Regions from separate parts of the Homo sapiens genome. Here region 1 is linked to region 2. Evidence: chromatin contacts called from ENCODE Hi-C data. All regions are on one chromosome and are shown on one strand. The core of a region is the stretch at or near the end of the contact, and the rest is flanking DNA. Distances in the headings are between cores, read along the strand shown.

Region 1 (3,440 bases), core at 96-2,595, 2.4 Mb after region 2:
GATTTCTGAGATATACATCAGGGATCAGTCCACTGTCTTTATAAATTACAATTCATTGACTGTGTTTTCTGTTTCCAATCTCATCAAGAAGTACAGTATCTAGTTGTACCATATCTGACTACTGTCTGTCAACAATTGGATCTCTTAGTATATTTGAAATGAGAAGCTACAACACAGTGATTGTGTCCTTGAAATAAGATTTCAAGAGTCTTTAATTCATGTTCTTTATTCCTTGCCTTCTTACTCTGCTCTCCATCACTCTTTATTCCTTTCTTCAATATTGAGACATACACAGAACATCATTTGAGGAATGGAGAATTGAGTCATGTGCCATGTTTGCACATAGCTTTAATGTGATTGTCTATGATTCCGTAGGCAAACATAAGAACACCGAATTGCACACAAAGTCTGTAATCATATCATCTGTGGCTACAGATGGAAAACAGCCTGCACAAACAGGAGGTATTGTTAACCAGGTGGATTTCCAGTTTCAATATGTTTGAACAAATTTTGGGGTAACACAAAGACATTAGCAACTGGGCAATGCTGAAGAGGCGTCAGAAGGCACTGTCAACTCCAATCTTAAACATTTTTCAGAAAATTAAAGAATTATTTGAATAATCTTAGTATATCTGAGCCACCTGTTTGTGTATTTAGCTTATTTCCTCATATATTTATTTAAATTTTTTAAATTTTTTTGGATACGTAGATGATATATATATATATATATGTAGTTACAGAGCTAGTGAGATATTTTGACACACGCACGCAATGCGTAATAATCACATCAGGGTAAATGGGGTATCCACCACCTCAAGCATTTATCTTTAGTGTTACAAACAATCCAATTATACACTTAGTTTTTAAAAAATCTACAGTTAAATTATTGCTGACTATAGTCACCCTGCGGTGTTATCAAATATCAGATTGTATTCATTCTTTCTATTTTTTGTACCCATTAGCCATCCCCATTTCCCCCCCATCCCCCATACAGCTTTTATTGTGCCGCCAACCTCCTCTCCTCTCTCTGAGTTTGGCATTCCCTGTGACATGACCTGTAATTCAAAGAAACAACCTCCAAATTAGCTGGATGCTCTCAACCTCTAAAGAGTTTAGAATCAGGAAACATCATTATTTATGCCACGTCTGTTCTCATATCTTATTTGCCTTTATTTTCTTTAACAATATCTGGCTTTTGCACATTCAATGAATGCCATGATCGGCAGCAGAGGAGTGGATGGGTTTTCCTGCGATTGTCCTCCCCTTTTCCCCACTGTTTCTCACAGAGGTGACCGCAGTGACTTCCTGACGCTCTCTGATAGGGAAGCTCCTCCACCTCCTCACCAGGCTGCCTGGCGCGCTCAGCCCATCCCGATTCCAGGACGTCCCTGTCCTCCCCAGGGCCTCTAACAGGCAGCATTGGGTAAAACACCGGTTTCAACTTTCACCTTCAGGACCACTTCCTTCCTAAGTGCCTTATTCAGCAGGAAAGGGAAACCTGTGTTGGGGTGTGGAGTTTTCCTCTCAGATTAGCATGCTTCTCTGGCTGCTGGCAAAATTAGAAAAGCGTCGAGGATAAAATGGCTTTATTTTATTTAATGTCACCAGTAGGGGAAATTTTTAACATCGACACCCAGCAAGCCGGCCCCCTTAGGCTTCAGAAGTCACCCCCGCTTTTCACAGAACCTATATAACACTTTACCTCTGAAAATGATTTCTGACTATGACCCGGATATCAAAATTAGGAAACAGCCAAAAAGCATTTCCTTTCTTTTATGTTTTTTTTTGTGCCAGTTGCCCTCCCTGAGTCTTTTCATTTACCCTGGCAGAGATTTGTCTCTTTGCCTTTAAAAGTTAAATCCACCTTCATCGCACAATGTAGAAAGAAGTGAAATTAAACTGCAGTGTGTTCCAGAGGAGAAAATCTACTTTTTTCATCTCTCAGCCCTACTTTAACTTAAACTGACCTAATTACAGCCCACACCAGAAGAAGCGGAAGAGCTGAAGGAGCGCTTCTGCCACCTAGTGGAAAGATCCTTGAACTGTGCATGGAGACTTCCACTTTTTTTTTTTTTTTTTTGCTTTATTTTTGAAATGTCTGGCACAGAAGTGCAAATGACCTTCTCTAGTCTCTGCATGAATACTGAGGATATGCATCACACACTGCTCTGTTCCTTTGGAAATTCAAAATGTAACGGTCTTCTAAAGAACTCTATTTAGAGAAGGTTGAATTAATGGCTCTTCAGATGAACTATACCTTGAAAACTATTTTATTAAGACCATATGACATTTCATGAAAGTTAAATGGAAAACGATAATGCAAATATTAATACCCTTTAAAGCAATGTTTTAAATATTATGTCTTGGATTTAATGTTTAGGGATGTTAGCACCCTCCCCACTAAATCAATTACTCTTCCTCGTAGCCACTGCACGGTTTAGCTAGCTGAATGATTTCTTCAGTGCAGCTCCTGGCTTGTTTATTTGTTTGCTTTTAGGAGTGGTACTGGACATTTAAGAATGCTTCGTTCTCTTCTCCTGGCTTCATTAACGAGTTATTGATCAATGACTTGAAAGAAAAACTTGGATGAAAAATTTAGTCAGCCCTGAATCACCAATGCTAATTAAAACCAGGGAAAGGAAGGAAAATGAAAGACGTTTACAATGCCCAAATCTCGGGGTAGCTGATCTCCTCCTTCACCAAAGCATCAATACAGCAGCCATGAGCTGCTCAGCCTGGCATTTCTGCCTGTGTCATTGAGCAAAGAAATGTCCCCCATGCAAAAATATCCTTGAGCATATAAAGCAAAGGAATCGGCTGTGTGCAGTGGTTAAATCAATTCTGGAATCATTAGGGTAAGTAATGTGTAGGGTCACACTTGCATCTCTTTTAACAAAATATTCAAATTGATGTGATAATCTACATTGTTATATTAGGGCACACTTCAATATCCTGGCTACAGATTGCTTATCATATTAAAACTAAACACAAAATTGGTTTAAAAAAAAGAAAGAAAAAAAAGTTTGTCATTATTTATAAAGACTCCATGAATAGCTAAGGTTCTCATGGTCTTGTTTAGAGTCTTGGTGATGCAAGAGAATATCTATATGAGTTATAGCTTAACAAACCTGTTTTATTTTATAAAAACTTAGCTTGTATTTAAAAAGTTTTCATTACTTATACATCAAATATGAATTCGAGAAGCAAGTACGAGCCAGTCCCTGTAGTAGACACACGGTTTACATAGATACAAGCAAAAATGAACAGGGCTGGGCTCTGATACGGGTTAATTTGATTCTTCCTTAACTCTCTACACCATGGACACTAACATAAGAAATGATGTGTATATACTGCACAGTCTCTAAAAACCACTCTTTTCAACTCTGCTTGTTCTATCTTAATTCAGATCCTCTTTATTTTTAGCCTTGATTATTTCAGCT
Region 2 (3,231 bases), core at 44-2,543:
AGTTCGTGAGGAAGGAACCTAATTTATACATTCAACAAATTTATGCCAGCTGTTCTCTGATGTGCCCAAGGCAGATAAAATCTATCCATGGAGGTTTCATTTCAGTGAGAGGGAGATATACAAGAAATAAGTAAACACCTACATTGCCAACATAATTAGAGATGGAGGAGGAAAATAACAGGGTGGAACTTCTGACAGCTCTCCTGGGAAGGTCTCTGTGGAAGTGATGTATTTGAGCTGAGACCTGAAGGAAGGGAAGGAGTTGGCCGAAAAGGTAGAATAGAATTGCAGAAAGAGATCAAGGGGAGCTCTTCCCAGGGGTCCCCTGCCCTCATATTGCCTGTCTTCACTGGTGTCACCTAATCTCCTACTGCTCATAACCTGGCTACCTATCTTTCACTATCTTTCAGGACAACTCAGCCCTATGCATAGGGATGGGTTCCCCCCAAGCAGGGACTGCTTCAGAGTCCAGGCAACATCTAGTTACATCCCTGGATGATGGGTCTTGTTTGAGTGAATTGTTTTCACCACCAGACTGTGAAGGCTTCCCATTCAGGACCCTGGTGTTCATCCCCATTGTCTGGGAACTCTACCCTGTTTCTTTCTTTCTTTTCTTTTTTTTTTTTTTTTTTTGAGACAGAGTCTCGCTCTGTTGCTCAAGCTGGAGTGCAGTGGCGCGATCTCGGATCCCAGGTTCAAGTGATTCTCCTGCCTCAGCTTCCCGAGTTTCTGGGACTACAGGCGCACGCCACCACGCCCAGCTAATTTTTTTTTGTATTTTTAGTAGAGACAGGGTTTCACCACGTTGGCCAGGATGGTCTCGATCTCTTGACCTCGTGATACACCCGCCTCGGCCTCCCAAAGTGCTGGGATTACAGGCATAAGCCACCGCGCCCGGTCCCCTGTTTCTTTAATTACTGTTACTGAAAGGCATAGCCTTTGAATGAGTTATTAATCCAAAATCTTTTGTTTTCCATTCTTGCTCTAGTCACAGCTTATTTTTCCAGACCATACTGTTCTAAGCCTCAATTACATTAAGGCCAGGAGGCCACCGAAGAACTCCACATGCCACTGCACTGGCGGGTGGAGCAAGTCAAGCAGGGCAGCTCATGAACGCCCGGGAGTCCAGGAGGCCCGGGTGGGGACGCCTGGATGACGTCACTCGAGGTGGGCAGGCCCCGCGCGGGGCGTGACGTCACGCGGGCGGTCCCGTCAGCCGTGAGGTCACCTGGTGGGCGCGGCCAGGCCGAATCCCCAGTGTCGTCACGGGAGGGGGCGGGCCCAGAGCGTGTCAGTGCAGCCGAATCAAAACAAGCCGGAGACCCGCCTTTTCCCTCCGGCTCGGGAGCGTCTCGCTTGCGCCCCGGGCCCGCGGCGCCCGCGCGGCTGCGAGCCTCGGGTGGCCGCGTGCCGGCTCCAGGAAGCCGGAGAGGGCGCGGCGGCCAGGATGGCGCGGCACGGGCCGTGCGGCTAGACGGGAGCCGAGGGAACCGCCGGCTCGCGCCCTCCGTTCTTTCCCGGAGCCGGCTTCACGCAGGGCCGGGAACGGCCGTGCCTCTGGGATCCGCCTTCGCTGACGCCGGGCACCTACCTGGACGCGAGCGAGCGAGATGCCCAACCCCAAAAACAGCAAAGGCGGCCGCAAAAACAAGCGCGCCAACAGCAGCGGCGACGAGCAGGAAAATGGAGCCGGGGCCCTGGCAGCGGCGGGCGCGGCGGGAGCGGCGGCCGGGGGGGCCCTGGCGGCGGCGGCCGGTTGCGGGGCGGCGGCGGCGGGCGCGCCGGGCGCCGGAGGCGCGGCGGGCGCCGGAGGCGCGGGGACTGGCGCCGCGAACGCTGCGGCCGCCGCGGGGGCTGCGGCCGCGGGCGATGCCAAAAACGGTAAGACGGGGCTGGCGGGGCGAGCGCCAACTTCCTCCCCGACGGGGACGGCGCGGTGGCGGGGCCCTGGGTGGCGCGGGCGGTGCGTGGACAATGCGAGAGTCAGGAAGTGCTCACCCCGCCCCTCCGCCCCGCCGCGGCTGCCCCTTCGCGGTCCCCACGCCTGGCGGCGGGGACAGATCTGCGGCCCCTGCCCGGTGTCCGCGCGGGGGGCAGCCCGCGCCCCACACTCTGAGGGGCTCCCGGCTGCGGCAGCGCTGCCCTCGGGCCCAGCCTGCTGCCCGCGCTGGCACTGCCCCGCCGTGTGTGCCGGGCCGAAGGGAGGAAGGAAGGGAGGAAAGAGCCGCCCAAGTTGAGAAGAATGATCCGATTGAAAACTTAGGCACCGGTTAATTCTTCCCGGTGCTCCAAGGCCACCCGTAACCCCCGGAATGAAGGAGAGAGAGCCTCAATTCTTAGCACACCCAGGCTTGCTGCGTCGATCGCCACAGGTGAAGAGGCCTCGAGACATTTAGGGCCTCTGTGTTTGCTCTTTAATTTTTTGGCTTGCTTGAGGAAGGAAGAGAATCTGAACTTGACTTCCGTTCTCAGCCCGGAGTTAAAAAAAAAAAAAAAAAAAGAAAAGAAAGAAAAGAAAAATCATTCTCTATGTCATTGTGCTTAACATTTTCAGAAGGAAGCCTCATAATCTTAGGTAGTGCCTGAATGTTCCTTTTGAGGGGACACTTAGGAACTGGCCCAGATGTGACAGGATTTCTGTTCTCATTACAGAGCCATGGTTTTCGTTATAAGGTGCTGGGCAAACACTTACTTATTTGGACAGTTCTTTGAATTCCTCTAGTCAGGCACTTTTTCCAGGAAGACAACGTAGGTATTTTAATGAAGGGAGATTTGAATTGTTATATCTGGCTTTTAATTTATAGCGTCAGCTTTTGAAGCCATTCTTTATGTAGATCAGGCACTTTTTTGTTTTGTTTTTTTTTTTTTAGACGGAGTTTGCAATTTCGCCCAGGCTGGAGCGTAGTGGCGCAATCTCGGCTCACTGCAACCACCGTCTTCCGGTCTGAAGCGATTCTCCTGCCTCAGCCTCCCGAGTAGCTGGGATTACAGGCGCCCGCCACCACGCCCGGCTAATTTTTGTTATTTTTAGTAGAGACAGGGTTTCACCATATTGGTCAGGCTGGTCTCGAACTCCTGACCTCGTGATCCGCCCGTCTCGGCCTCCCAAAGTGCTGAGATTACAGGCGTGAGTCACCACGCCCAGCCAGATCAGGCACTTTTTAAACAGGGCACCTGCTCTTACAAGCAGCGTACAGTGCTCTGAACATAGGCGGCTGAATGTCGCCTGTT

The links. A loop is a pair of places that touch in the nucleus more often than their neighbours do. Pooled maps may share reads with other maps.
Region 1: a pooled map shows a loop between it and region 2 (2.4-fold over the local background). The contact joins the enhancer-like site here to the promoter of HECA in region 2. A Hi-C loop is called at or near these places in 6 of 50 pooled maps.

The regions. Positions count from the first base shown.
Region 1 is chr6:141,560,991-141,564,430 of GRCh38, forward strand. No RefSeq gene overlaps it. Among named protein-coding and RNA genes, the nearest start is that of GJE1, 570 kb to the right of the region's middle. Within about 2 kb of position 1,346, at least 16 of the 41 ENCODE cell types and tissues checked have a DNase peak (open chromatin) inside an H3K27ac peak, as active enhancers do.
Region 2 is chr6:139,133,787-139,137,017 of GRCh38, forward strand. HECA (hdc homolog, cell cycle regulator) reads left to right here and starts at 1,294. Exons shown (of 4, transcript NM_016217.3): 1 at 1,294-1,881. The coding sequence starts at 1,611. RefSeq lists enhancers at 1,086-1,380, 2,246-2,365 and silencers at 1,086-1,275, 1,386-1,465, 1,866-2,135.